6 separate regions of the Mus musculus genome follow, and all the other regions are linked to region 1. The links are chromatin loops, found by intact Hi-C in ENCODE. Cell type or tissue: left cerebral cortex. All regions are shown on one strand.

What was found. Hi-C counts contacts between places; a loop is a spot of excess contacts. Peaks named below come from ENCODE experiments on the same cell type or tissue, not always from the same donor. Only the 100,000 strongest peaks of a DNase experiment are listed, where the experiment ranks them.
Region 2: a loop joins it to region 1, with 2.0 times the contacts of the local background. A loop is called at or near these places in 7 of 42 quality-filtered maps.
Region 3: it touches region 1 in a loop (2.8-fold over the local background); 6 of 42 quality-filtered maps call a loop at or near these places.
Region 4: a loop joins it to region 1, with 3 times the contacts of the local background. A loop is called at or near these places in 2 of 42 quality-filtered maps.
Region 5: a loop joins it to region 1, with 2.7 times the contacts of the local background. A loop is called at or near these places in 4 of 42 quality-filtered maps.
Region 6: it touches region 1 in a loop (4-fold over the local background); 2 of 42 quality-filtered maps call a loop at or near these places.

Annotation. Positions count from the first base shown.
Region 1 is chr2:29,251,897-29,256,896 of GRCm38, forward strand. 6530402F18Rik (RIKEN cDNA 6530402F18 gene) reads right to left here and starts at 1,097. Exons shown (of 2, transcript NR_029460.1): 1 at 569-1,097. In left cerebral cortex, CTCF peaks have their summits at 605 (motif pointing left) and 1,883 (motif pointing left); DNase peaks (open chromatin) are centred at 369, 552, 1,156 and 1,592; H3K4me3 peaks cover 2,004 bases; H3K27ac peaks cover 1,937 bases.
Region 2 is chr2:29,197,225-29,202,224 of GRCm38, forward strand. The region is part of intron 4 of Ntng2 (netrin G2); the gene reads right to left. Among named protein-coding and RNA genes, the nearest start is that of Ntng2, 48 kb to the right of the region's middle. In left cerebral cortex, CTCF peaks have their summits at 2,869 (motif pointing right) and 3,078; a DNase peak (open chromatin) is centred at 2,892.
Region 3 is chr2:29,343,139-29,348,138 of GRCm38, forward strand. It overlaps Med27 (mediator complex subunit 27), which reads left to right and starts at 3,672. Exons shown (of 8, transcript NM_026896.5): 1 at 3,672-3,909. The coding sequence starts at 3,707. In left cerebral cortex, CTCF peaks have their summits at 2,518 and 3,553; a DNase peak (open chromatin) is centred at 3,645; H3K4me3 peaks cover 1,342 bases; H3K27ac peaks cover 506 bases.
Region 4 is chr2:29,462,418-29,467,417 of GRCm38, forward strand. All of the region lies in intron 3 of Med27 (mediator complex subunit 27), which reads left to right. Among named protein-coding and RNA genes, the nearest start is that of Mir133c, 10 kb to the right of the region's middle. In left cerebral cortex, no CTCF peak of the experiment used is centred here; DNase peaks (open chromatin) are centred at 2,859, 3,481, 3,853 and 4,154; H3K27ac peaks cover 1,591 bases.
Region 5 is chr2:29,402,441-29,407,440 of GRCm38, forward strand. The region is part of intron 2 of Med27 (mediator complex subunit 27); the gene reads left to right. Among named protein-coding and RNA genes, the nearest start is that of Med27, 58 kb to the left of the region's middle. In left cerebral cortex, a CTCF peak has its summit at 1,884 (motif pointing left); DNase peaks (open chromatin) are centred at 437 and 1,741.
Region 6 is chr2:29,317,242-29,322,241 of GRCm38, forward strand. No RefSeq gene overlaps it. Among named protein-coding and RNA genes, the nearest start is that of Med27, 27 kb to the right of the region's middle. In left cerebral cortex, no CTCF peak of the experiment used is centred here; DNase peaks (open chromatin) are centred at 1,042, 3,118 and 3,372; H3K4me3 peaks cover 268 bases; H3K27ac peaks cover 1,501 bases.

The sequences.
Region 1 (5,000 bases):
CGAGATCTGGAGGTCCACTTCCCGTCTTTGCTCTCCCTGGAGTGCGACTCTCCACGGTGGTGGAGCCCCCTTCTCCGCCTGCCGACCCCCTCCACAGCACCGAAAGAAGTTTCTAACCTGACTGGCCAAGAGTTCTCCTTGCGCCTTTAGAGCCCAGAGGAGACTAAATTAGGGAGGGGAGCGCCGGCGGAGAAGGGTTAATTTACTTTTCATAGACACGAGTAAGCAGCGTTATTGCAACAGCCCATCCCCTCCCCACACAGGCGCTCGGATAGAAAAAGACGAGCTGGGTGGCGGGGAGCCCAGAGAGAAGACTAGCTACTCTACTTCTTAAAGATGCTGCACCCGGCGCGCACACACACCCCTCTTCCGCGGCTCCAGCCCTCCTTTAGTAGCAGCCGCCACCAGATAACTTTGCGTCCGAACCTCGGCTAGGAGGCTCCGAGTGACTCCCTGGTCCGGGGAGAACTGGCACCGTCGCCGAAGCCTTTTCAAAATGAAAGCACCCTGGCGAAACTGCGGCGCTTCCGTCCCCGCCCGCCGCCCCGGCGCTCCCCGCTCGCCTTACCCGGGCTCGGAGCAGCTTCCCGGAGCGAGCCCCGAGAGGCCGGAGACCGCCACCCTCTGGCTGGTGCTGGGTGGGCGCACGGGCCGCAGGGTTGAGAGCTGGAGACTCCTGCCCCGCGCCGCCGCTGCGGTGGCCACCCTCAGATCTGGGCTGGGGAACCCTCGGGCCGCCGGGGGGCCCGCCCGCAGCCGTCCCGGAGACGCGGGCCAGGGAAGGGGGCCAACCGCGCGGCTTGCATGGCCCTCCCGGGCCGATCGGGAGGTCGCTGTTAACAAGTGCAAACTTTTGGGGCCCCCTGGGCAGCCAGGGGAGAACCTGCACGCGCGCCCCACTCAGCCCCTGGCCTGGGTGGGCTTCGCCGCTGCTGGTCCAGGCGCCTGAACATCCCCCTGGCGCGGCGCCGGCCAGATGGCGGGGCGCCTCACCGCCCCCCTGCACTCCGCTCCAAGTTAATGCCGAGGCTAAATCCTCTTGCCATCACTCACGGTCACCATCGGGGCTTTTATCTCCCGGTCTGATCCGGGCTGCGTAACTTCCTCTGTGTGGCTTTAACACACCATCCCACCACGGAGCAACGGTCTTCTTAAAGGTGCAGGAAGGAAATACTGCGAGGCTCCGGGGACGAGCTCGGCCCGGGGAGGGGCGCGGCGAACAGGGGTGTCCCGGCGGGCCCGCGGCCAGGGTGGCCCCAGCAGGCGGCCGCCGGAGTGAGCCTGCTGTGGGGGGTCGCTGCCTACACATCGCCTGTCGGCCCGAGGACCAACCGGTCCCTGAGCTCGGGGTGCATCCTCAGCGGACTCGGGTCAGGCACAGCGGAGCTGCATCTCCCTTCTTCCCAACTGTGGGGCCTGACTCGGTGCCAGCGCCCAGGGGTGTGGGGGCTGCCCCATCGGCACCAGGGAGGGGGCCAAGTGAGTCAGCCCCCACCCCCCACAGCCAGGGCTCTAGGCTGCTGCTCCTCGGTTTCTGTCTCTTTCTCTCTGTGTGAAGCGCTGCCACCCAGAAGGCCCTGAGCAGTGGGTAAAGGGGTGGGTGGGTGGATTTGGGGAGCTGGGGAGGGGGAGCGCTCTGAGCGCACAACCAAAGCATGAATACCAGCTGACACATCGCCGCCTCCAGCCTGATGGGCCCTGCTTTTGACGGAGAAGCCAAGCCAGCTCTGCAGGGAGCGCAGAGTAGGGGGGCAGGAGGGCCTTTGCTAAGGAGCTCTCTGCCTTCCTGGGGCAGGCCTGGGAGGACCACGTGGGAGGACTCCAGCAGATGCCGGGCAGAGGCCACTGAGTTGACTGCCCTAGGACAGCCCTGTGCTCTCTTCAGCCCCCTGGAGGCTTCCTGCCAGGCTGTGTGCAGGCTGTAAGAGTGCTTCCTGGTATTCCCAGGGGCGCTTTGTGGGTCTTTTGGGGGTGCTCCTGGTCCCCTTTGGGTGGGTTCTTGCTGCAGTATTTACGGAGATGTCATTTGGATGCATCAAGAACAAAGGACCTAGAGGGGGTGGGGTGGGGGGAGAGAGAGAGAGAGAGAGAGAGAGAGAGAGGGAGAGAGAGAGAGAGAGAGGGAGAGGGAGAGAGAGAGAGAGACTGGTCCAAGGTCACAGAGGGTGTCACTAGGTTGGCTTGTACCTCAGCCCCCACCCCACTGCCTCCACTCACACCCACTTTAACCCTTCCCTACTCCCAACATCTCCCCCTAAATCTTAACAGAGGGTTGTTCTGTTGGTTATAACATTTGGAATTTTGTGACAAAGCAAGCAGGAAATGAAGAATTAAAGATTGTCATTGGTAATAATGATGATGATAATAATAACAAACAATTTATAGAGTGCCTTTCATGTCAGACTGCATGCAAAGTGGCCTGTGTGCACTGGTCCCTAGTTCTTCCCCAAGCTGTGTGACTTAACCTCAACTTGGAGTTTAGAGACCTTAAGTGGCTTGGCCAAGGTCATGCAACTAAGTAAGATTTTGGTTTGGGAGATGGATCTTCATGTTCTTAATTGGATGCTCCCCCACTGACTGGCTTGCTGGATTATTTGTGGCATGACACAAGTTCTTTCAGAGCCTCAGTTTCCCTGTCTGTCGAGTGTGACTGGCAAGACCTTTCTTTTCTGAGTGCCAACTTGAACACATCCTCAGATTTCAAAGAAGGGCCACCCCACCAAGCTGTCCAGGAAAGCAGATGCAGGCCAATGTCCTCTCCCCTAATACACACATATTCCTATCCTGGCCTCAGTGTCTCCAACCAGAGGGAACTCCTTGGAGGAAGCAGGCAGACCACAGCCTCTCAGATTGTAAGCATTTGTGCCTCAGGCAACAGTGAAGGGCACACTGTGGGGCTTCTGCCCAGGGTGAGTGATGACCCTGTAGGCCTTTGGCCTGCTGTCTCCCCCAGGCAGGGCCATCAATCCCCAGCAGTGCCCTGCTGTTACATCATACAGTGTCTGGATGCCTTCAACAAGGCATGGAGAAGGATGCTTTTAACTTCCAGTTCAGATGACCCGGGACCCTGGGCTGGCTCTACTGAGTTTCAGGATGGCTCTTGTGACCCACGCATGCAAAGATGCTGCCGCGACAATCACAGCACGGGAGAGAGACTGGGCTTTCTTGGCCCCTCACCTAACTAGCCGTGTGCATTTGAGGAGAACTTTTCTTGCTCTTAGCCTCAGTTTCCCCGTCAGTGTGAAAAGGGGATTTATCTGGGAGTGCAGCCCCTGCTTTTCCATCCTGAACTGACTGAATTCCACAGCAGCCTCCAGGAAAAGACATTCCTTTCAAAGAACAATAAAGTGCCCAGGAATGAATAGGATTCCAGCCATGTAGAGGGACCAGGTGGCCCGGCCCCGTTCATTTCTAAACTGCATTAAGGTGCCTTCTGACAAATGACCTTTCACTGGCAGAGAAAGGCAGCTGAGCACCAGAGGCAGAAAAGTGTTAATGAACACCCCCACCAGAATCACCGATAGCTCCCTCTCTAACGCGGCCTAATCATCTTCATTGGTGGGACTCTGGCCCTCACTGTTCTGTTGTAATTCAAAGTGTGTGTGTGTGTGTGTGTGTGTGTGTGTGTGTGTGTGTGTGTGTGTGTGAAAATCTGTTACTGAAAAGCATTCTTGAGCAATGCAGCAATGTGGTACAGGCCTTTATTTTTTAAAAGAGATGTGTGTCTGAGCATGTATGTGTGTGCATATGCTTGTGTCACATACGTATAGAGAAAGACTATACAAAGGCTTTGGAGACATATATCAAGCCATAAGCCGGGGAGATGGGAGATGGGACAGGCTTTGTCGTAGATATCTTCCCAATGCCTTCCAAATCCTTTGCTATCAGGAAATAAACAACAGGATCAAGGAGTAACAGGAAATTATAAAGTCACATGCAAATGAAAATGAGCTCTGCAGTGAGAGGTGACAGATGAGGTCCAGCCCTCCTGGGATCCCAACACAGACAGACAGAAGGAGGGACAGATCAAGTGAACGCATACTACCAAAGGAAGTGAGCCTTGAGCTCTGAGCTGCCCACACATTCTGGCCACACCCACAGTAGCTGCACTCTCTGTGCCAGACCAAAATTCAGATTCTTAAGAAACCCTTGTCCCTTTGACCTTGATCAGTCGAGATATAGAAGAATTGGTGGCAGCTGCCTGGGACACATCTGGGACCATTTAGGGGTTTGGAGACATCCCAGGGTCTCCGATCTCTGCAGCCCATGTTGGTGTGTGAGATGAAGAGCGGGACTCACTCCCAAGGCATTCCCTAAGGTGAAGACTCCAGGCAGCAGCAGCAACTGCAAGCTGCATTCAGCTCCTCCCTGCCCGTTCTCAGCTGTAATCTCTAGATCATACTCCCATTAATTATTATTACCGTATTAATCATACATGTGATTAATTCAGTAATGGTGATTCATAATTGATTGCATTTTATATGGCGCCTTTCATCCACACATCTCCCAAGATGTGCACAGCCTACAACAAGACTCACATAGAGCAGGACGTGTTCTTAGCTCGTCTGCATTTTGTTGAATAAACTTCTCTTCACAGAGGCAGGGGGCTAACAGTCTCTGGGCAGACTGGGCTTGCCAGCCCTAGCTCCTGGCCCATCTCTCTGAGCAAAGGCATCCTGCCTTACCTGGTGTTGGCTGTGTTCTGGGAGTCCTGTAGACTCTAGTCCTTTGGCAGGCAAGTCCATATGAGACCCCAGACGCTGAGCCAGACCAGCTTTCCTCTCCAGAAAGCAACGCTACAAAGAGGCTCTGGGTCGGGGCTCTAGAGCTAGGCTCTCTGCTAGTGAGCGGTGTAACCTTGAGCAAGCTGCTTCCTTCCTGCCTCAATTTGCCTAAATCGCAGTGGCTGGCATTAATAATAGCCTCTCTCTCTGGACAGCTCTACTGTGAAACAATATGGAACTAAACCAATTAAATACCTCGAGCCTACCGTGTAGGAA
Region 2 (5,000 bases), 55 kb before region 1:
ACCCAGGAATATACAGGGAAGGTGGCAGGAAGCATCTTTGGGAGGGGGATCTGGACGGGGTCTCAGGTCCAGGACACTTCTGTAGCATGTGGCTAAGGCTTGCCCTGTCAGCTTTGAGTCCCCAGGAGGCCTGTGGGCAGACAGTCAGTGAGGCAAGGGCATGCTAACATCTGACTAGGTCTCAGGGCAAGGAGCTGTCTGAAGGATGCCTGCATGCTGAGGCTGACTAGGAGGGCAGGGTCATGCTGCAGGCTGCATTTACAGAGGGAATGCAAAGGTTCCAGGCTGGCTAGAGTTCCCTTGAGGGCCTATGGATGAATGGAGTCATACAGGGATCTGGATATGATGGCATGGGACAGAACCTTCTTCCCATGCTGCTTTGGAAGAGGGAAACTGGCTACTGTCTCTGCAAATTCCTACAGGACCCAATCTTCTTACTAGCTTGGACCTCCCACAAGTTTGATTGGCACTGAATTGCTAGTTTCAGCAAGACACTGGGCACCTATCTCCTGGTTTCCTCTGGTCTCAGCCCAGCTTTTGAATCTCACTGTTCAGTTTAAACCAAGGAAAGCCACCTCTGAGCCATTGTGGGACTTTTTACTCTCCCTCCCACAAATGTTTTTGGTTTTGTTTTAAGACAGGGTCTCGGGATTGGTGGAGGAGTAACGGGGAAGTGGGATATCATTTGAGATGTAAATGAATGGAATGATTAATAGTAGTAATAAAAAGACCAGGTCTTGGGTAGTTCAGGCTGATCTTGGACTCAATAATTAGCTAAGAATGACCTTGAACTTCTGGTCTTCTGACCTGGAATTACAGTCATGCAGGTCCACACCCAGTTGATGCTGTGCTGAGACTCCAGAGCAGTTTCTTCCTGTGCGAGCGCACTTTACCAACCAAGCTACATATTCAACACAGGTTCTCAGGCTGACCTTCCAAATGACTCTATCAACTCCCATGACTGCCTAGGTCAAGGACCTGGAATAGCAGAGGTCAATCTGAAGGGCCACTTTTCCTTCAGCGGGATAGACCATCATTGTGTCCCTTCTAAGGGACTCAATACCCCCATGCCATTACACATGAATGCTGGCCACCTTCTGAGCAGCTATCCCTAGAGGACCTCAGCTCCCTCTCTTGTGATGATCAGGGTGGTGCTGACCTGGTCTCCGTATGGTCAAAGGCACACGAGAGTCTGGAGAAACACCCATGGGTCTACCTGACCCGACTTTACCTTGGTCCTCCTGAGACACCGGGAAACATCCTCCAAACGCCCCCAAAGAGTGACCCAGGTGTCCCAGATTCCATTCCAACCAAGACAAGCCCCTGGGCCACACCTCCCAGGGGAGCCAGGACAGGCTATTTGTGGCAGCTGCTTCTCCTGCCATGTGCCTGCCCACTGTGCCTGAGTTGGCTTCTGACTCATCCCAGCTTTTAGCTCCCTTGGGGCTGGAGAGACTCAGCTTAACCTTGACCCAGCTATTCTGGGAGGGTTTTCTGAGTTGATACCAACAAGCTAGTTCTGTCCTGCACCGTCTTTCTCCGGCAAACTGGAGAGGAGGTGGGAAGCCTGACTCAGGCCACCTTCTTACCTTGAAATTCTTCAATGGGTATCACCTGAGGAGATCTGGGCTTGAGCTCGAAAAGCGTAGAGTCCTTGGCTTGGGAAGGGACAGCGACAGAGATAGCTACAGCTTAGAGAGATGAGAAACGAGTTCTTACACCTGCTACGGTCCAGCCACGGAGGAAGCCATCCATACCAAGGGAGAAGCTAGACCAAAGCTCCCGAGTGCCTTGGGCTGGCCCCAGGCAACCATGTTACCTGTTCACTTTCGAGGTAGGGAGAGACTACATGGCCCTCAGGTTTAAGATGTGGTTCTTCTAAGAGTCCCAGGCTAAAGCACCCTGTAGCCATGACAGTGGGTACCTACTGCCGCTGGTCCCTCGAGAACACCTACATATCCTCTGGAGCAGTACCCAAGTACCTTCTTCATCTCCTAACACCCTCTACCTGCTGCTAAGACATTTGCTGACACGGAGAGATATTTGGCCCTTCTGCTCTTTCCCCCGTCCCCTAATCTCTCCTGGTCATCAAGTCCCCAGGCTAAACCTGGCATTAAAGACTGCATCTTGGGGTTGGAGAGATGGATTGTTCAGTGGTTAAGAATGCTTGTTGTTCTTAGAGAGGACATGGGTTCAGTTCCCAGTATCTGTGTGTTAGTTCATAACTATCTGTAACTCTAGTTCTAGCATTCTTCTGACCTCCATGGGCACCAGGCACACACGTGATACACATACATACGTGCAAGCAAAACATACACATAAAATAAATACATTAAATATTTTTTGTTTTTGTTTTTGTTTTTGTTTTTTGTTTTTGTTTTTGTTTTTGTTTTGTTTTGTTTTGTTTTTGAGACAGGGTTTCTCTGTGTAGCCCTGGCTGTCCTGGAACTCACTCTGTAGATCAGGCTGGCCTCGAACTCAGAAATCCGCCTGCCTCTGCCTCCCAAGTGCTGGGATTAAAGGCGCTGACCACCATGCCCAGCCATGTTAAATATTTTTAAGACTGCATCTTCTTTCCTTTGGAGCACATTCTTCTACTCTGGCTAGGATGGGTCCTTTGCTGTCCTCTAAAGTGTCATCAAGCCAAGAACGCAGCAGCACTACCCTTCCCTGCCTGGAATCCCACCAGAGCCCTGCTCCATTCTTGGAGGTAAGCATGCTGTTATTATAGAAAAAAAGGCTCTGTGCTTCCCTCTAGGACTCTGTGGCTCTTCAGTGGGGCCAGGGCAGGAGATGACGCATGTATTCATCTCTAAAGAGGATGTGTTGATTAAGGAACCTCTAGGATGCTCTAAGAACTTCTGACTCTTCAGTTGTGCAACCATTTGCCAGTAGAGGGCGCTCAAAGCCTGCCTCACTGCTCATTCATTCCGGAGGGGGGAGAGTTGGGGGGTTGGAGGGGGGAGAGTTGGGGGGTTGGAGGGGGGAGCTTGTGGTGTTGGATGGGGTGGGGCAAGGGCAATAGAACCTAGGACAAGTCAGCTGGGGGACAGCTTAGGACAACCTTCCTCTCTGAGGAGTCAAGCTAGCCCAACTTAACCCACATCCATCTATGGCTACCGATGAGTCCCTGTCCTGGGTGTTTCCCCACAGTAGGAGAATAATTAATTCTCTTGACCTGGTCCTGGGGGGCTTCTACATGGTTCATGCCTTCACTTAACTGGTTAGGCTGCTGGGTCTTTGCCTCAGACTTTCTCTGTCACCATCATAACTCATAGCTACGCCTATTCTGGTCCATCTGACCCTCTCTGGGTGCCATCAGCTGCCTAGGTATCCTACATGTGCCCCACATTGTGAGGAGGGAGAAGTGATGTTCCTGTTACGAAGGACGTCCTTCTCTACACTCTGAAGCCCTAGGAGAAGCGTTACAGATGTTACCTACTGGCTTCCAATAGGGGTAGAGTTGGGAGTAAGGGTAAAGGGGTAGCTACAGGCCTTTTACCTCATTGCTTTGACCCTAAGTTCTGCCACCCCACGACTTTCAGTTCTTGGGGCCCCCCACCATATAAGCCTGCTACCCCTACTACAAGGGAGGGTCTAAAATGGAGCTCCTGGGGTCTCAGGTCTGGCATAGGCCCTGCCCCCATACCTTCTGCACTGGAGGACACCTGGGGCCAGAAGGAGCTGTCCCCAAGGGGGGCCATAGTAGGTGGCTTGGTCTGACCTTGGGAGGAAGAAGAGAAGAAATGAAGTCATTTGAGGGATGATGCCCCTACCTTTCAGAGGCTCCTATAAGAAGCAGTGCTACAGGCTGTGTCTACACTGGCTGTAAACCAGGGTCCAAATTCACTCTATATACTCTATACTATAGCAGCTGCAGAGGCTATGCACACGCTGGAAGCCTGATGAGAGGAGGCCCCCATACCTGAGGCTCTATGGGTTTTGGATAGTTCTTCCTTCACTGGGCACTGCTTTTAAAAACCCTTCCCTGTTTGTGTGGTTTCTGTTCCAGTTTAAGAGCCAGCTAAAACAGGTCCTGTGTGTGACCTCAGGCTAATGCTGTACTGTGGGACAATGTCCTGGCCAGGATGATAGAGCCATTGAGAAAAGTTCTAGAAGGTTCCCCAGAGTGTCCTCTTTTCTGACCACTGCCCTTCCACCTCATCATGAGTCACCAAATGTCCCATCCCTAACATTCAGTTCCCAGAGCTGGACACAAAACACGGAACACAGGCAGCAACCTCTTTGCCAAGTTCAAACGGCAGAACCGCGAGAAGATTGTGGGGGTGGGGGTCAGGGGAAACTGATGTCTTCCCTTCTGGAAAGGGATTATTCATGGTGGTTGATGGAGAAAGAAAAAAGAGAATCTACCAGGTAAAAAATGGTGGGAGATTCCCAGCTGGGAGCCTGAAGCCTTTGGACATCAAATTGACATTAATATGGTATTCAGTGAAGAGATAAGGCCGCAGGACTGGAATTGGCAAGGGCTTAATTAGAGCCCTGGTAAAACCACCCCGAAGGCATCTTGCTTCTGAGTTTGGCTCCCCCCACTCCCTTGAGGAGGCTGGGAAGGATTAGACTCTCTAGCCCGGCTTCGGCTTCCGGGATGGCACTGCCTCCCTGATAGCATCTGGGGCTGGGGTTTCGAGGCCCAGCTGGGCTGTAGCTAAAGAGGTCTGAGAACCCGGTGGAAAGCCCTGGGTCCAGGAAGAGAAAGCTTCTGAGTGCATTTTGCTAGGACATGCTCAGGTGTCCTGTGTTATGTGCCAAGACTACACAGAGGACCTTTTGGAGTCAAGAACCCATACTAGCTAGGTCTTAAAGGTGGGACACCTCTAAGCACCTGAGACTTCAGGGCAGGATCCCAGGATGGCAGAGGGGGCAGGAGTGGATGGAGTGAGCCAGCCCTGTGTTCCTGCTTGGACTGTGGGAGCTGTTTTTCCCTCTCCCCCCTTCTGTCTCTCTCTTTCTTAAAAACTGGCTTTATCGAGGTATAAATT
Region 3 (5,000 bases), 91 kb after region 1:
CCACCACCACACTATTATTATTGCATGGTATGGATGTTTGTGTTTATGTCAGGGGACAACTTGTGGAAATTGGTACTGCTTTTCTACTATGTTTGGCTTGGAGACTGAATCCAGGCTGTCTTTACCTGCTAAGCAATCTTTTATATTACTAAGCTTTAAAAAAGATGTTCTGAGATTTTTTTTTAAGTTTTAAATTTTATTTAATTATTTAAAAAATCTTTATGTGTGTGTGTGTGTATTTTTTTTTTCTGCTTGCATCTTTGTGTATGCATCATGGTGTGTTGGATGCCCAAACAGATCAGACCTCCTGGAACTGGAGTTACAGATAACTGGTTGTGAGCCACTGAGTGGGTTCCAGGAACCTAATTCAGGCCCTTTGCAAGAGCAACAAGTGCCCCTACCTGCTGAGCCAGCTTTCTAGTCTCTGGTTTGTTCCTTTGTATCGTACACACCTGGTTCTGTGGCATTCTGTCTGTTACAGTGCTGTGTAACCATTCATTTACATTGCTCTGTAAGCGTTTCCATCTGCCATCCACAGAGACTTTTCCAAGTCCACTTTCTTTAATGTTCCTGAGATGACAGGCTAAACTCTTCTTTCCCTGAAGCTTCCCCATAACCAATTCAGGTCCTGGGACTGGAGACTGAATCCAGAGCCTCACATATATCAGACAAACAGTCTACCACTGAGCTACATCCTTAGGTACAGCTGGTTCTTTTTGTTGCTCCTAGAAACCCCAGAAGGGCTCATCTTCCTGATTGATATGACGACACAATGAAGGTCAGCATCATGAACTCCTTCTTGCTCCTCTATCTTCTCTGTTCCAAACTGTGTGTCCATAGTAGACACGGCCGAAAAATAAGTAAGATGCCTTAAACTGCAGCACCAGATTTGGGAAATATTTTGTTTACACCCCAAACTCTCTTCTTTCTACAGTGTCTATGCTAGAAGTCTTTTCTTTAGATGTGTGAACTTTACTGGAAACCAGCCCCTGGAAGCTACAATTTCACATTCTCACCATTCGATTTTGACTGCTTCTATACTTCATAAAAACAGAATCTTAGGATATTTGTCTTTTTGTGTGTGACAGTTTTGCTTCCTATAGTTTTTTGTTCCAGTTTCATCTGTGAAATTGTCACTGGCAAATGTGTGCCGTCCCTCTTCATTTTATTTTATTTGTACGGGTATTTTGCTTACAAGCACACTTGTACACCACGTGTGTGCTGTGATCTTGAAGGCCAGAGTAGGGCAAGAGATCCCTTTGGACTGCAATTACAGCTGATTGTGAGCTGCCATGTGGATTCTGGGAACCAAACCCACACCCTCTATAAGAGCTGCCAGTGCACTTAGTCACTAAGCCTCTGCCCAGCCCCCAAACATGTCTTTTTTTTTTCTTTTGGTATAGCACCCATGCTGCACCTATGCTGACTTTTAAGTCCTAGACTTCTGATTTACTCTCAAGTTCTGGGGTTACAGGTCTTTATCATCACGCCTAAACAATAAAATGATTCATGAATCTGCAGATGTTATTAGGATGTTATCTGATTGGCATGTGTCAGAATTTCCCTCTTAGGAAAAAAGGTAATGTTAAACCTGAGAATCTAGAGGAGAAAAGACCAAATCCACTGTTGTCCAACTAAAGTAATCTATTTGGGGGTGAATCTAGAGTGGCTAGCCAGCTGACTCACCCCAAGTCAGGATTTGGGAGAGCAGCCTGTAGTGGCTATTCCTGGTTGTCAACTTGACTATATTTGGAATGAACTACAATCCAGAATTGGAAAGGCTCACCAGTGACCCTTATCTGGAGGCTTGGAGATCCTTATCTGGATCTTGGTATGGAGATCTTGAGCCATAGTGGCTATGGATTCCAGAAGATTGAATCTTGGAGTTTAAGGAACACACCTTTAATCTGGGCTACACCTTCTGCTGGAGACAATATAAGGACATTGGAAGAAGGGAGTCTAGCTCTAGCTCTTGCTCCTTCGCCTGCTTGCTGTGTGAGACTGAGTAACTGCTAGATCCTTGGACTTCCATTCACAGCTGCGACTGAACAATTGTTGGGAATTGGGCTGCCGACTGTAAGTCATCAATAAATTCCTTCACTATCTAGAGACTGTCCATAAGTTCTGTGACTCTAGAGAACCCTGACTAATACACAGCCCCTTGAGGTCCTTTTTATAGGAGAGTGCTCACACAGACGACTGTTAGAAAGATGCAATGAAAGGGAGGAACAAGGGGAGGGATGCTCATCTAGTGAATGTGGTCACGAGTTTAGTGTAGAGGTTGAAAACGTGTTTTGCAGCTTACCTAAAGAACAAGAACTTGGCAGGGCAGTGGTGGCACACGCCTTTAATCCCAGCACTTGGGAGGCAGAGGCAGGTGGATTTCTGAGTTCAAGGCCAGCCTGGTCTACAGAGTGAGTTCCAGGGCAGTCAGGGCTACACAGAGGAACCCTGTCTCGAAAAACCAAACAAAAACAAACCAAACAAAAAGAACAAGAACTTATTCTTTTTTTTTTCTTTTAAGATTTATTTTTATTTTATGTATGTGAGTACACTGTAGCTGACTTCAGATGCACCAGAAGAGGGCATCTGATCCCACTGCAGATGGTTGTGAGCCACCATGTGGTTGCTGGGAATTGAACTTAGGACCTCTGAAAGAGCAGTCAGTGCTCTTAATCGTTGAGCCATCTCTCTAGTCCCAGGAACTTATTCTTAATTACAAATAAAAACCCTAACTTGCAAGGACTTAACATGAGGCAAATAGAACTTATTCTTTAATTACAAACAGAAACTTTAGCCTGCACAGGACAGAGGAACTTATTCTTAACTGTCTTAACTGCAAACAGATCCCCTAAGCTGCAAGGTCTATTTTCCCTGTTTTGATCTTCCATTAACTTGAAAGGTATATTGTCCATTTTGATGTCACAGTATATATCAATTTGTATCATATATAATCACATTTTGCTTATTTGCTTATACGTTGGTAGATATCTGGCTCCTTTCACACTTGACTATAGTGAATGAGGTTGCGGTGGATATGGAAGTACAAACATCTCATTTAGACACTGCTTTCAATTCTTTTGGACACATACCATAATTTCTATTATTATTATTATTGTTAATTTACTTTTTGGACACAGGTCCTCATGTAGCCCAAATGTTTTCTATTTCCTTTTAAGTTTCATAAAGAAAAACGTTTTGAAACTATATAGAATACCTTGCTGTTTCGAAAAAACATCAATTGATTCATACCTTAACCAATTATTTAGGCTGCCAAGTGGCAGTTTTCTTGTATCACTCTGCCTTCATTTATGTGTTGGCATTTTACTACAGGTAAGAGAGTTCTTCCCCTTTATTTATGAATATGGACTCATTCATGTACTCTGGGGACATTTTATTGTTTTGAGAAATTCCTATGTGACTGTTCAAATTTTGGAGATACACAGTGGGCTTCTGCATTTCTTTGTCATTCACTATTAAGCAAAAGGAGAGGACAAAATGACTTCCCTAGATGGAGATCATAACTTGTGGTCAACTCTCTCATTCAGTCAGACTGGCGCTGTTTTTCCAAGTTCGCTAGAGCTTCCTGGATGGGAGCCACGTCGCAAACTACACATCCCAATACCCTCCTAGGACAACGTCATCACGAAGCGCCGCGCGCCGCTCAGGCTGTGGACTCTGGAAAGCCGGCTGTGACAGCTGCAACATGGCGGACGTGCTGAGCGTTGGTGTGAACCTGGAGGCCTTTTCGCAGGCTATTAGCGCCATCCAGGCGCTACGCTCTAGCGTGAGTAGGGTCTTCGACTGCCTTAAGGATGGCATGCGCAACAAAGAGACGCTGGAGGGCCGCGAGAAGGCCTTCATCGCGAACTTCCAGGACAACTTGCATTCCGTCAACCGGGACCTCAAGTAGGTACTGGCTGAAAGGATCGGGGTTGAGGACCCTTCTGGCACCTGTCCCGCCCGGATCCCGCGCCAGTCTGCCCAGTCACGGGCCTCTCTCCTTTATTCACAGTCCGCTGTCACTTTCGCTCATCTCCCGGTCCTAGTCAGCCTCTCAGGGACTCCTTGTCTCCCGTCCCGTTACCTAGTATTCATTCTGTTGGCCATTTCGTCCTGGTTGTCATCTGTGGTCCTCGGTTCCCGCTGTAGTGGTCCTATCTGATGAGGAAACCTCTTCTCAGGAACTTCCACCTCGTCGATCTTATCAGACCTTTTCCTTGGGCTCCATCACATCGGGCCAGTCTCCCCATCAACACTGTCCCAGGCCCAATTACGTACCTCTCGATCCGATGAGCTCCAGTTCCCATCCTCAGAGCCTAGAATTCATCAGTTCCACCTCACCTCATTCTCAGACTACCTCCGTTACCTTTGCCTCTTTCCATTTCCCCTCCGAAGCCACCTGCTCCTCACTGCCAGTCACCATCATTCCTTTTGTTTAGCTCTTTTCTCGAGAGATACAGTCTTACATCTATTAGGATGTTTAAGAGGAAGAATTTATTTAGGTTCAGTTTCAGAGGACTCAGTTCACTACAACGGGAAAGGAATGTTTGAGCAGGTTAACCCCTAATAATTGGGGATTACATATTTCCCTCACGGGACTCCTTTTACATCATTAGTGTATTAAGAGTTTGCTGAGAAGACATTACTCAGATGCCATGCATAGAAGGCACTTTGGATTTTGAGACAGGGATTCTCAGGGTAACAGTCTTGGTTGTCCTGGAATTCAATTTGTAGACCAGGATGGCCTCAAACTCACAAGAGATCCTCCTGCCTCTGCCTCTCTGGATTAATCTGCTGGGATTAAAGGTGTGTGCCACCACACACAGTTTAGTAGGCATGTCTTCTGTGCCTGAACTTGTGTTTTCTTCCTGTCTTAGAAATTAGAATGGAAGGACTTGAGGTCTCCCCCCCCCCCCCAGACAGGGTTTCTCTGTATAGCCCTGGCTGTCCTGGAACTCACTCTGTAGACCAGGCTGGCCTCAAACTCAGAAATCTGC
Region 4 (5,000 bases), 210 kb after region 1:
TTTGAAGCTTTGACTTGCAGTAGAAACAGTTACAAGAAAAGATTCGATTCACTTTTGTGATCTCTTTTTTTTTCTTTGATTCAGTCTGATTAAATCTTTCCAGTTTAAATGAAACCAAGTGTTTCTTGAGCATGTTTTGTGTAGAGACATCCCAGGGGCTGGAGATGGGAACTCTAAACTCTCCTCAAGGAATTATCTGATGAGTCAAAATATAACAAGACAGCCGTCATACAAAAACACACTTGCCCTGGAGTGTTTTGTAGTTTCCTAGAGTGTGCTGACCCATTAGGACAACGAGTACATGTGTGCTTATGGTTTTGTTCCAACAGAACCAAGTGTGTGTACAAGGATGGTGGTCACTGCGAACACCACCTCTACATTCTCAGGACAGTAAAGTACCACACAGAAATGAAATCTTATTGTATATGCAGGCAGCAAACTGACCGAGCAGGCTAGTGTGCACACGTGGCCGATCTTCAGCAGGGAGGGCATGGGAAGGGACACTGCTAGAATTGGAAATGGCCTTCTCCTCTCTCGTGTCCATTCATCACCTCAAGCCCTTTAACAAGATCCTGAGGGCATGAGTGACAGGTGACAAGGTAGCTAGTGTTAAAGTTCCTGTTTGCAGAAGTTGAGCCTGGGTGGTTTTGTTGTGGAATAGACTTTCGCCTTCCTCTCGTAAGCATTTGAAGGGTTCACAGAGAAGGTAGTGAAATCACTGTTAAACCAGTTGCCTGCCATGGTGACTATCAAGTCCCTGTACTCACTCAGCACTAGAGGACATCCACTGGAGGAACAGAAAGGGCAGAACTGTCAAGTGGTGGCATGCTATGACTGTGCGTCTGAAAATGTCCTCACTTCACTTACAACCACTGGGTCCTCACAGACCCAAGGGACATACTCTAGTCTTTAAGAACTCTCTGCTCATGGACTCTGACCCTGGGCGAGCCACTGGAGCTGCCTTTCCCTCCCTTGTAAAGCAGGAGTTTTGCCCTGCTCTGCTCCCTTCCCAGAGCTGGGCAAGGGTGAGTGAAAGATCAGAGAGTGCAGCTCTCTGGCTCTTGGGAGAGCCAGCTCAGCTGTCCAGTCCCCTCGAAGCCTGGTCACTCTGTAGCAACACTCGTGAACTTGACAAGTGTAGGCCTCTTGTAAGTGTATTAGTGCAGAGATAGGGCAGCTTTACAGAGAGTCCTTTCCCTCTCTGAATCACTCCAAGAGGTGTGTGTCTAAGTTAGGGTTTCTATTTCTGAGATTAAAAAGCAGCCCGGGAGGAAAGGGTTTATTTCATCATAACTCTCAGATCACACTCCATCTCTGAGGGGAGCCAAAGCAAGAGCTGAAGCAGAAGCTGTGCGGGGACACTGCTTACTGTCCCATTCCTGACACCTGGCTCGGCCTGCTTTCTTATGCAACTTAGGGCCACCTGCCTAGGGGTGGCACCATCCATAGTGGCTGGACCCTCCTTCACCCATCATTAATTTAAAAAAAAAAATGGTACAGACCTACGACAGGCCAGTCTAAATAGGCGTTTGCTTAGTTGAGGTTATTCTCCCCAGATGACTCTAGGGTGTGTCAAGTTGACATAAAACTAACCACTACGGTGTGTGTAAAAAGTCCCCTTTCTCAGCTATTGGATGGATCACAGGGCCCCCAATGGAGGAGCTAGAGAAAATATCCAAGGAGCTAAAGGGATCTGCAACCCTATAGGTGCAACAACATTATGAACTAACCAGTACCCCGGAGCTCTTGACTCTAGCTGCATATGTATCAAAAGATGGCCTAGTCGGCCATCTCTGGAAAGAGAGGCCCATTGGACTTGCAAACTTTATATGCCCCAGTACAGGGGAACGCCAGGGCCAAAAAGTGGGAGTGGGTGGGTAGGGGAGTTGGGGGGTTGGGTATGGGCGACTTTTGGGATAGCATTGGAAATGTAAATGAGGAAAATACCTAAGTAAAAAAAAAAAAAAAAAGTCCCCTTTCCTGGTAGCATTTGACGGGTGTAGTTCGTGAGATGTCAGGGAACCTGAGAAGCTGCTGGACCGACAGCAGCCAGGCTTGACTGGCCTCGTTGTGTGTTTGGTCTCTATGCTGGTCAGCTTTTGGAATTGGAGGACTGAGTACTTTGCTTCCCTGGGTGTTCACCTGAGTGTATAAAGTGATCATGTGCACACATACATGAGCTACAAAGTAGGGGGCAAGGTTACCCACCCCTGGCCACTCTCCTTCCCGGGAAGCCACTCTTCCCCAACTTGCCAACCCTCTTATGTAGATGTGGAGTTTCACAAGGAGATGTTTAAGTATGTGAGCATCCTCCTTAGGAGGAGTCAGCTAGTGGCTCTCATGTTGGGATGGGAAGGGCATGTTGAGAGATGGAGTGACTTGAGCAGGTGCTCCTGTTTCTGTCCTCAGCATATCCATCCCTGCCTTCCAGCACACAGTTTAGCAACTGCCTTTCATTTCTTGAGAGCAGCCAGATATCTTGCATAGTAGCCTTAGTACCGACATTTTACAAATGTGGATGCAAGCAAGTTTGGCCTGCATCTCCAGGCCCCTCCTTCAGCATCAATGGTTGGTTGTTGTTTCAGCCAGCCTCACTCCTGTGGAGTCATTAGACAAGCCCCCATCTGCTCAGCCCACTGTCAGAGGCCACTCAAGCTCATAGGTATGGACAGGTGTGGGGAGAAGTCCTCACTCACTTCCAGATCTTGCAGATGTCTCTCCATGGTCACTCCTGGCTTTATCCTCTCTGGAAAATTAGTTTATTAGTACATGTATCCCTAACTCTGAGGGTGTGTATGGGCGGAGAAAATGAACAGCATGAATCTTACACACTGTGTGGGGTAAATGCTATTTAAATCCGGCTGGAACAGCTAAGCATCGCACTAGCATGAGATCATTGGCTTGGGGCCAGGTTTGTTGTGTTTGTGGGTGGTTCCCCCCCCTCTTTTGAGGAGGGGTCAGGCTTAGAGAGCTAAGCCATCTGTCCAGTATAATATTTTAAGTCTTTAATAACAAATCATTTGCAATATATCTTACTGCGTAGAGGAGAAAATGAATATTTTGCAGAAGTGTTATCTTTAGAAACGTCTTCCCCATTCCCTTTTGTTATCGTTTTGGTGGTGTTGTCTCCATTTGATAGTGCACATCTTTGTACTACTGTTTTGCAGAATTAATTAGTTCATTAAAAGTGGCATTTTAAAACCGGTGTGCCGGTACAGTGTGCTTCTTTAGAAGGCTTTTGCTTCTAAAAGGCATTAAGCTTCTACAAGAACAGATGCAGGGGTTCTGTGGACAGACATTAAGCCTCAAGACTTGAAAGGCTCTGTGTTGCTTTCTTTGAGGTGTATTTTCAATGAGCTCTGGCTGCCATTGTGCATGCCTTTCCGTGGTTAATGTAGTGACCTCTGCCACACCTTGCCTCTTCATCCGCTGCAGAGAACTGTGCATCTCATTGCATAATGGCCTAGCCTGGGTCCATGTGGCAATCTCTAATGTACTGTCTACCCATTCAATGAGTATTCAAGGAGCACCAGGCACTGTGGCAAGGCGCTGGGTAGTACAAGGAAGAGAGCAGTCACATGACCCTCCAGAACACTGCAGGGAAGTAGGACTTTAAAGAAATAATCACTCACAAATTGTGTAGTTAGAAATGTGCAGAGGTGACAGAATTTGAAAGTGCTGTGTGGGGTAGGATGTACTGATGGAGAGATGTGAACAGGACAGGGCCAGGGAAGGCTTTCCTGAGGAAGTTAGCCTACGGAAGAATAACCAGGGATTTGTGGTGGGCCTGGCTGGGCAAAGAGTGCTTCAGGAAGATTGCTCAGTGTAAGGAAGGGGGTGGCAGCTGAGGCTGGAAGGGAGGGAGCGATAGCTGCGTTGGAGGCTCGCCTTGGCCTCTGAGGACTTGAGACTTGAGTCCTTTCTGAGCCCTGTCTCAGGAGTGGTTCTGAAAACAGAGGAGGCTTTTCCTAGACAAGCAAAGACCCCTAGAAGGCATGGGTTGTGTGGCTTTGCCCTGCAAAGCTGGCACCTCTTGTCAGATCACAGCCTGGTGTGGAGAGAGGAGTTGTTACAAGAGCTGAGTGCTGAGAGGACGTGGGAGGAAGGGACGCTCACACACTGATGGGGACCGGATGTGAGTGCAATGCCAGGGAATAGCAGGGAAGGTCCTCAGAAGGCTAAAGCAGAAGCACCATGTGACTTAGCAGTCCCACCTCTCAGTCTGCGCACAGGCAGTAAGAGGAAGCATCTGCACTCCCATGTTCCTGCAGTTTTAGTCACAGTAGTCAAGATCATCACATGTGCCCATCAACTTACTAACAGATAAAGAAAACATGGTGTGGGCACAATTGGGACTTTGACAAGAAGGAAACCCCATCAGTATGAAGGAACATGAAAGTCGTGTGTTAAATGAAATAAGCCAGTCACAGACAGATTAAATAGTCCAGGGTGTCTGTCATTCATGTGTCAAATCTGAAAGAGTCGAATTCCTAGGGGAAGACTGTACAACAGTGGTTACCAAGGGCTTGGATGGGAGAGCGAATGGGGATGTTACCTGGAGAGCACGATTGTTAGCAATAAGCTCAAAAGATCCATTAGAGCATAAATGGCTAGAGTTAATGATAGGTTATCACAGTCTTGAAAACCGCTGACAGAAAAGGTGGTATGTGAGGAAAAGCACGTGGTCATTAGTTTGATAATAGCCATCCCATAATGTGTGTGTGTGTTTCAGAGCACACTCACAGGGAAAAAGAGGTGCAGTTTTTAATTTGTCAGTTAAGTAATAAGCTCACATAACAGCTCCATTACAGAAGTATGACTTTAAGATCCACACAACTATTATAGTTGTGATTACTTCAGGACTGTGTGATACAGTGTTACATACATACATACATACATACATACATACAGGCAGGCAGGCAGGCAGAATGCATACTCTACAAAGAAAACCAGAGACCTTAATTTTGGAAGGGTCTAGACAAGGATACTTAAATCAGGCA
Region 5 (5,000 bases), 150 kb after region 1:
TTCCACACTGATCTCTTCCCCTGGGTGGGCACAGTAGGGTATAGTCATGGGTATAGTCATGCTCGCACTCTCTCTCTCTCTTTAATTTTTGAAGGATTTTATTTATTTTACATATGTGAATACACTTTCGCAGTCCTCAGATACACTAGAAGAGGGCATCTGGTCCCATTACAGATGGTTGTGAGCCACTGTGCTTGCTGGGAATTGAACTCAGGGCCTCTGGAAGAGCTGTCAGTGCTCCTAACCTCTGAGCCATCTCTCCAGCCCCCAGTCATGTTCTTGATCTTCCCTCATGGATACCGTTCCCCTGCCCAGCTGCTGCTCCAGTGTGGTTTGGTTGCTTGCTGGTCTCCTCCCAGCAGATTGGATTGGATGCTTTGAATAGAATTGGATTGGATGCTCCACCACAGCTTCAGAGGAAGTGGGCATTCTTCCAAGCTGCCCTTCTTGGGCTAGGGCTGTGGCCAAGTGTATTGTGTCTGCCTGGCATGCATCAAGTCCTATGTGTGGTCTGTAGTGGGAGGGAGAGAAGAAGGAAGATACGTGGGAGGGAGCAATAAGAGAATGGGAAGGGAGGGAGGAGGAGGAGAAAAGACAGGTGGAAGAGGAAAGTGCATCAGACCTCTGCCCCAGCATAGCTGTTCTGCTTTCTAGCTGTTTCTTCTTTTTAGCCTAGCTATACTTGGCTTTCTCAAGACCAGAACTCATCCTTGTCCTCTAAATCTTTTGTCCAAAGCCAGCTTTCCAGTCATCATCTTGTCTGGGCGCCTTGTTGGTAGTGGCCATCAACCTCAGCCTGTCAGTAGCATCCGCAGATTACATATTTCAGTATATGCTTGCTGCCAGCCCCTGCTCAGCGCTCTCTGTTCACCACTCACCAACTCTCTCAAGGCCAGGCTTCTTCTGCAGCAACAGAGTGGTGCTGAGAAGCAGCGTCACCCTAACGAGACAAGAGGCTTTGGGGTTCGGGGGTGGACTGATGAACCCGCGCTCAGGGCACAGGCTTCGAGGGCCTTTGGCCTGTACCTGGGCAGATGACTACATACCCACACAGCCTCAGAACCAAAACTTTTCTCTGCCTGAATCATGTTGATTGGTCAATAGGACATTCACTCTGATATGTTGCTTGTTTTGAATAAAAAACATCCCTACTGGGTGACTCTTTTTGCTTCAAAGGGTGAAAAAAAAATCACAGCCCTGTATTTGGGGTGGGGTGGGGGGAGTTGTGGCACCTAGGGCTGGGCCCCCGAGTTCAGTCCCTCGCACCACCAAACCAAACCAAAATTGAAACCAGTGAAAACCCTTCGATGGTCCCACAAAACAAGTGAGTGGTCCCGTGGGAGGGAGGGGCTGTGGAAGGAGACTCTGGTCTTGCCTCACTGAGATCTTTGTGATCCTCTCTTGGTGGCTTAACACATCAAGGTTGAGCTAACAAGCCAGGCATTTAGGTTGAGTGCAGATTAAAAGGAGCAGTCTCGACAGTCTATTAGAAGGCGCTTCCCAGCTGATGCTCCACTGCCTTCCATTTACTGTGCTCCAGGGCTTCTGAGGCCCCACAGAGTCATTCTTCTTGTTAGTGAGAGGTCTACAAAGATGGGCCAGGAGGCGTCTCTGCCCGCCAGACTGTCTTCCTTTACTGTGTGAGGAGAATTCTAAGTTGGATTTCTTCTCGGTGCAGCTAGCAGCTGCTTCTTCCTCCTCCTTCCACTCTCCCAGTTTGTTATCCGGTGTGGGTAGGGGGACAGTACTTGATTTAAAGAAGTGTTCAGTTAGCTAGCAGGATGAGGCATTTCTGAGTATAGAGCCTTCTCCAAACCTTGGACAGCTTTGGTCTCTTCCTCTCTGCAGAGTGATAGGCTCTGTACTTGAGGCTGAGAATGGCGCCCTCTGCAGACTTGGAGAGCAGCTCGTTCTCTACCTGTGCGCAGAGTGCCAGGCTTGACACTGTCCACATCACACCACTTCATCCTGAGGTGTCCTTGGCCTTCTTTGTCTGTCAGTGCCATTCTCCACAGAAATATGAAATAAGAACACCCTCCCACCCCCATAGACATCCACCTTAGGGAGTGAGTCATTTGACATAAAGACAGCTCTTAGTCCCCCTGGATGAACATTGTTGTTCACAGTGGTCTGATAAGATAAACACAGGCTCTGAAGAGAGGAGAAACTCAGGACCCTTTATGTGGAGCTAGCCATCTGACTGTAGGGCTCTGTCTCCTGCCATGAGGCCACACTGGCAGGCTCTGCCTTTGCTGTTCCATGACAGTGTGGAGGACAGCATCTGCTGCCTTGGACCACTGTCTCCTCTTGACCTCAGGCACCAGCCTCCTGACTCCTTTACCTGAAGAGATGATGCAGCTCATCAAAGGATCAACAAAACCGTGCTTTCTAAATGTCTTCTCCTGTTTCCTGCTTTTGGGGGGTCTTGCAGGCCTCCAGACTAAGGGGCCATCAGCTCTCCTCTACTCCTGCCCTCTCTGCCTCTTCTGGGCTTTGCAAACCAGTGGTTATGTGACTCCCTCCTTTTGCCGTCGTTGTCCCCCGGCCCCCATATGCTGTGGTTGAATCTGGTGCATCGTGCGTGGTAAGCACATGCTGTACCACCGAGCTGCACCCCAGCCCATGTGTGTGCTCTCTCCACTGCCCTGCGCTCCTTCCCACATCTTCTTATGGTAAACAAGCACTGGGAGAAGGCAGGTCAAGTCCTGGCTGGCAGCCATTCGCCCCGCAGCAGACTACTGGTCAGTGGGGAAAGGGAAAGCAGGGGCTGTGTCATGGCATTGAGTTGGTGCTTACCTCAGAAGCAGGCAGGGCATGACCTGGAAGGCAGAGGAGTGGAATATTTCCTTGGTGAACTCTAAATACAGCAGCAGCGGCAGCAGTGGTGTAGCACTCATTTTTCTCTCTGAAGGAGCCATCCCTTCTCTGACTACCTTTAAAAGAAGACATTTATAATGATTTAGCCACATTCTTATTTTCATTAGATTGCTAATCTTTTAGAGATCCTGTCTCCTAGTTTACAGAACCTGTCACAGAGCCAGTGCTAAGCTTCAGTTGGTGTCTGAAACTGGAGTTCCCGTTTCTTTCGTTTCTCCGTTGCATCGCCTCCTTTCTCTTTTCCCCATGCCTCAGCCATGAATGTTATGAGGATAATAAAGTTATCTGTCAGCTCGAGTTGGGTACCTGTCAAGGCTAACCCAGGCCTGGGGTCCACAGGATACTCCTGCCCCTCTACTGCTAGCTTTAACTGGAGACTCTGAGAGGAGTGAAACAGTTATATCACAAGTGGACTTAAATTCACAGGCATGGATTTTTGCAGTAGAAAGCCAGGCTCAGATTGTATTTTCATAGAGGAATCTTTATTATTTTTATTTTTTTATTTGCATGTGAGCATGCATAGTGACATTTTTGATAACTCTGGAATTTTGTTTCTTTTTAAACACAGAAATATAAGAATATGTATTTGCTTTAATCCCATGTATGGGGATATGGGGCTGCTTCAAACTGACCACAGCGGCTGACTGGTTTACCTCATGCTCTAACAGAAGCATGGTTTTGCCAGCTTCAGATAGTGTCTGCAATTGTGTGACATTTGGAATTCTGGGAAGTTGTCGAAGGGCACTGAGAGGTCAGGTTGAGGGTTGTTGATCTTTTAGGGAAGTTGGTTGCAGTTTGTTGATAGCAGTGGTCAAAGAAGAAACAAAAGGAAAAAAAAATCAAATTCAGAGATTTTCCTAATTCCTCTTTTCCCCCATCCTTGTTCTTCTATCCAGTGAAACTGGGGGGAGGATAAAGGGTGGGAAAGAGAAGAACCCATGGAGTAGTAGAGGGTGGCTGTGCGTGTGTGTGTGTGTGTGTGTGTGCACACGCTTCTGTGGTACGTGTGTGGAGCTCAGAGGACAGGTTGCAGGACTTCTTCTCTCCTTTTACCATGTGGGTTTCAGAGATGGAACTCAGGTCATCGGTTTTGGTAGCAGGCAGCATTACTTTCCAAACTATCTTGTCAGCCAGAGAAGTCTTTACAGTAGGTGAGTGGACATTGTGCCTTCCTGAGGGCAGGAGTGTCAGGGTAAATAGCTAGTGTAAGCACAGCTGCTGCTGAAAGCCTGAGGGGCTTCTGCCTCCAAGGGGATGATGGGCACGCAGGCCCACTATGCTGTTTGTACTTCATGGCTGCATCTTAAGTGGCAGTCGGTATGTCATTGTAGTTGAGGCTGTGCTCATAGACCGTAACACATGAGTGGCTTGGACAACAAATACTTCTTTTTTAATTTTTAAAAAAAATTTTTTTTCAAGACAGGGATTCTCTATGTAGCCCTGGCTGTCCTGGAACTCACTCAGAAATCCGCCTGCCTCTGCCTCCCAAGTGCTGGAATTAAAGGCGTGCGCCACCACTGCCCAGCATGACAATAAATACTTCTTAAAGCAAGGTTACAAAGTCCCGAGATCAAGGTCTCCCTGCAGATTTGCTACCCGGTAAGGATGGTCTCCCATGTGTGGCACTGGCTACCCTCTTGATGTATTTTCATCCAAGCAATAGTTCCTTCACAGGGTGACCTCATCTACTGTCATTATTTCTGAGTACTAAAGTGGGGCCTTCAGTAGACTAGAGTAACAGAATCATCAGCCTATTAGCCATTTAGCTCTTTGTGACCCCTGTGTGTTACCTGGGTAAAAGCTTGGTGTGATACTCAGTGGTTCTTGGGAGACACCAAAACATCTTGTCTTACCTCCCCTTGTCCATTTTTTACTTAGGGGTCTGCTTATCTTCCTTTTTGTGCCTGCCTGCCTGCCTGCCTTCCTTCTTTCCTTCCTTCCTTCCTTCCTTCCTTCCTTCCTTCCTTCCTTCCTTGGTGATATCCCCATGATGGCTCTACCTTCAGTTTTAGCTGTGTTAAGTATGTTTTGTTCCTGAATGTTCAGCTACATGAGTGATTTCTCCTCTTGCTGATTGGCATTTTGAAGTGTGATTGCATGCATACAGCTGTGGTGTAAACAGG
Region 6 (5,000 bases), 65 kb after region 1:
ATAACCTTCTGTCTCCTTTTTTGAAACAGCATTTCTCCCTGACCCTGGAGTGTATCAATTTAATCTGGCAAGGTTGAAGTCCAGTGAAACCCAGGGGCCCTCTTTTCCCCACCTCCCCTATTCTGAGATTGCAGTGTTGTTGTTTTTTTAATGTTGGTATTGGGAATCAAACTGAGGCTCTTGTGGTTTTGTGGCATAGATGATCAACCTCTCTTTGGATGCCTTTGATGCACTTTAGCCCTGGGCACACCAAAGATTCTCTAAGTCCCAAGATATGTGCCTTTCAGCTGGGTGTCCACTGATGACTTCGTGAATCATTTTTTCACTCTTTTTGTCTAGCTTTGAATATTGAACTTCTGGGTTGTGTGGACAGAATAACAGCCTTCAGTACCTGTGCCTCAACCCATGATGCCTGTTGGATGAGTTGCTTGTCTGGTTATGGCTTTGGTAGGGAGATCATGTGGAAGGATCTGAAGATGAGAAATTACCGTGGTTATTTCTTTTGGCCCAGGGGAATCATGAAGATCCTTATAAGCACAAGGCAGAGATGCTACAGTTAGGAAACCATGACAATAGCAGCAGGGGCTGAGAGATGTACCTTGGAGGAAGGGCCAGGAGCCAAGGAATGAAGGAGGCTTTTAGAAGCTGGAAAAGGAGGCTGGAGAGAGGGCTGAGTTGCTCAAGTGTGACGACCTGAGTTTGGATTGCCAGCACCTATATAGAAAGCTAGGCATGGCAGTGCATACCTATAATCCTAGCGTGAAGGAGGTGGAGACAGAAAGATTTCCCAGACTTGGTGATCAGCCACTCTAGCCAAATTGGGCAAGATCCAAGTTCAGTGAGAAAATAAGGTGGAGAGCAGGTATGAAGACATTTGATGTCCACCTCTAGCTTACACACACATGCACGCACACATGCACACACACCCCAAAACCACACACCCATACCCATATATACACCCACACCCACGCCCACACATGCATACATACACACACAAAATAGAAACTGGAAGAGGCAGGGAAATAGATTCTCTCCTCAAGCCTCCAAAAGGAACACAGCCCTGCCAACATCTTGCTGAATTTCAGCCCAGTGAGACTCATTTCAGACTCAGGACTCCCAAAAGTTGAAGATAACAAATGTGTGTTATTTAAAGTTACTAAGTTTGCAGCCATTTGTGACAGCAGCCACTGAAAACACAGGCAGGAACCAACAAGCATCCACTAAGTGGCTGATGCTCCTAGTGTCTTGTGTCTTGGCTGAGGCTGTCCTGAGTCTTCATATGCTGGGGCTCTACTTTACAGATAGTCTCTCTGCATGCTCATTCTCACCAAGGGACTGTACGTGTATCATTTCTTCATGTCCCCATCCACTAGCTGGCATTCCCCTAGGGTGGGTGTCATAGATATCTGGGTCTATAGTCTTGGGTCTTCTGTCCTGAAGGTATTAATAAGAGTATGCTGGGCAAATGACAAGATGAGTAGATGAGCTGTCCCAGACAGCCCTGGCAGCAGGAACAGTAGGTCATGGGAGTCATCAGTCATTTCCCAGAAGTGAGATGCAAGTGAGGCCCGGTCAGTTCCCGAGAATTCAGGGGCAAAGCCAAGATTTGAAGTCAGCACTGTCTGACTTGATGGCCTTAAAGCCCATGTGTTCAGCTCCTCCATGGCCAGAACATGTCCCTCAAAGTCTGTGTGCTGCAACCTCAATCCCCAGTACAACAGTGTTGAGAGGAAGGGACTGAGAAGAGGTGTGCGCCTGCTCCGGGGCTTGGCTCTTGTGAGGGGGTTAATGTCGTTACTGAAGGAGTGGGTTGTTACAAAAGTTTGGTCTGGGGAGATGGCTCAGTCAGGAAAGGCTTGCTGTACAAGCATAAAGAACTGAATTCAAATCCCAGCACTTACATAAAAAAATAGGCATGGCAGTAAACCCTTGTAATTCCAGCACTAGGAAGGCAGAGTGAGGGACAGGCCGAGGCAGGCTGGTCTCTGAGTTTGAGGCCAACTTTGTCTACACAGTGAGTTCCAGGATTGCCAGGGCTACACAGAGAGACTCGGGGGCAGAGAGAGAGAGAGAGAGAGAGAGAGAGAGAGAGAGAGAGAGAGGTGGAGGGTGACTGAAGAAGACACCTGATAATGACCTCTGGTCTCTCTACACAGTCATGAACATATGAACACTTTCATAAGCATGTGGGTGCATGTGCACATGCATACAAAGTGAGTTCAGCTCCATTCTGCCTGGGTGGGCTCTCTCTCTCTCAGATACACACATACACATACACATAGGTACACACATACACATTCATACACACGCTCATACATCTGTATACACAAAGGAACAAACGTATTCACACATATATACACATACACACATGTACACACATAGGTACACACATGCGCATTCATTCACACACTCATGTGCCTGTACACACAGAGAAACACAAATATACACACATGTACACACATATACATGTACACACAAAGGAACACACACATACATGTACACACAAAGGAACACAGATGTATACACAAAAACATGTATACACAAAGGAACACACACAGGTGCACACATGAATATTCATTTGCACACTAGTATTCAGGAACACACATGTACACACACAGGTGCACACACGTACATTCACTCATACACTCATACACACACACACACACACACACACACACACACACACACACACACACCGGGCATACACACAGACACTTCTGATTTCCACCATGGGGTTTCATAGGAAGAAGCCCTTCAGCAGATGCTGGACCTTTATCTTGGATTCCCCCATTCCAGAACTCTGACCAGTGAATCTCCGTCCTTCATAAAGATCTCATCCGTGGGTACTCTGATACAGAAGCATAAAACATTACGACAACCACTAAACCAAAATTGTCCCTCCAGACTGTCTTCCTCTGGCCTCTTCCCACCTGACTGTTCCCACCCTTTGCTGACTTCTGCCCAGAGACCTGCCACTCCGGAGGCAGGAGCATCTTAATTAGGCCACCCTGCAGCTGTTAAGGGAGCTGCCTAGTCCCGGGTGGAGGTGGAGGCTTCAGTGACGAAACCCGCACTTAGCTATGCAGGGGGCTAGGAGCCATGGGAGCTGCCAAGTCACTCCGGGATTCTCAGGATTGGGCTGCGGTCCAGAACTGAGCGTCATCCTTATTATTGTTTTATCTAATCTGTTCTGAAGAACAACCATTTTGAAATTGGGCAAAAATACTGCCTAATATATTTAAACATATATATTTTTATTTTTGTATCATTTTAAAAATAAACCCATGGATGTACATTTTCCAAGCGCCTGCCTGCTGGATTCCTAATGTAATACAACATGACTCAGAGCTAAATTTAAAGAGAGAAGCACATATGTTTAACGCAGGCACCAACTTTCAATCTGGGGAGAACGGAGTCAAAGGGATTTTTTTTTAGCGTACGAGTGGACCCAGTGCAAAGTGAATTATCTCCAAGCCATCTGGGAAGTCTGGTGTTTTTCAATGCCTTCACGACTCTAATTTTAAGCCGTTATTTGGCCTTTAAATAACAATATCTTTTCTTTCCATTGGCTTTTGCACCAGATTCCGTATTTATTGCGATATTGACTCCAGAAAGAGACCTATCTTTGGGAGCAAAAAAGAGCAAAGTTATTGAACACATTACTCTGCAGATTGGCTCTGGAGTTGGGGGGGGGGAACAGCAGTCTGATATTTTGCAAATGAAGTTTGACATATTCTGGGATGGCATATTGCACTCACCAAAAACAAGCTGGTTGTGCCCAGAGGGGAAAGCTTAATTAAAACCCCTCAGCAGCTCGAGACTCGAGGAAAGACTCGGGTGTACTGTAAGTGACCTTCAGCATGCTCTTCAGACTCTCGTCAAAATGGTCTGATTCTGACCTAGAAGCAAGACAGCAAGCAGCCACACAACATGGAAATCGTAGCTCTGCCTAAGAGTGTCCTGGGATGTCAGCCAGAGGATCTCAGATAAATGTTCCTGTGTCTTTCCTGAATAGTATCAGTCCTGGGGACACCAGTACCTTTCTGACTATAGAAAGTCCTTCATAATATCAGACTGGAGCCCTTCCTCCCTAAAACTTCTCTGTATGTGGACTCTTGTTGTTTCCCTAAATAATGCAGAGGTCACTTCTCTCTGATCGACACGACTCAGTTCACCAGCCTGACCTTCTTCCTGCCCATCATCTCTCTCCCAATCTATGTACACTCAGCTCCACCAAGGAAAGAATAGGGCACTTGGGCAGACATTCCAGGAACAGTCGCATTGAAAACCCAACCATGGCAACAGGAAACCTGCTTGAACCTCCATAAGCCAGACTCATCCACTAGTCTTTTGATTCTGCTTTATTCCCAACCCTTCCATTCTTTCCTCTCTGTGTCCTCTCAGAAGACATGGCCTGGCTGGAGCCCAGATTCTAAGTAGTAGAGAGGTTCTCAGAGGGAATGACCTGGAGACTTTACACACTATCCCACCTGACAAGCCTTGGGCCCTCCACTTACACTCCAGTTCCTCCTATTCAAGGAGAAAAACAAGCCCCAAACTAGCTTGCCCTGGGTCTGCTAGCTTGTTGTGGCTGTAGAGTCCCAAGGCGGTTCCACTCCCTAGTAATGTTGATCTGTAGTGTCCGTGTAGTCTCGCCCTGAACTCTGACCTCAGCTCTCTTTTTCCTCTTGCCCTCCCTCCCTCCTGTGCTCCCAGCATCTGCTTTCTGTGCTGTCCTTCAAGGCTTTTTTCTTGCTATTCCTTCTCATTGGAATGCCCTTCCTTCCTATTGATGACCTCATAGCTTGACACCAGGGACACCCGAAAGATCTTATTGGAACAACTTACCAAAATAGCCGCCAGGGGTTATTTGATGGTTCAGAGGGCAAGCCTGTTGCTGTGCAAGCCTGGTGACATGGGTTCAATCTCCAGAACCCACGTGAAGGTGGAAGGAGAGAACTGTCCTCTGACAGCCACATCGTATGCCCTGGCATATGTGT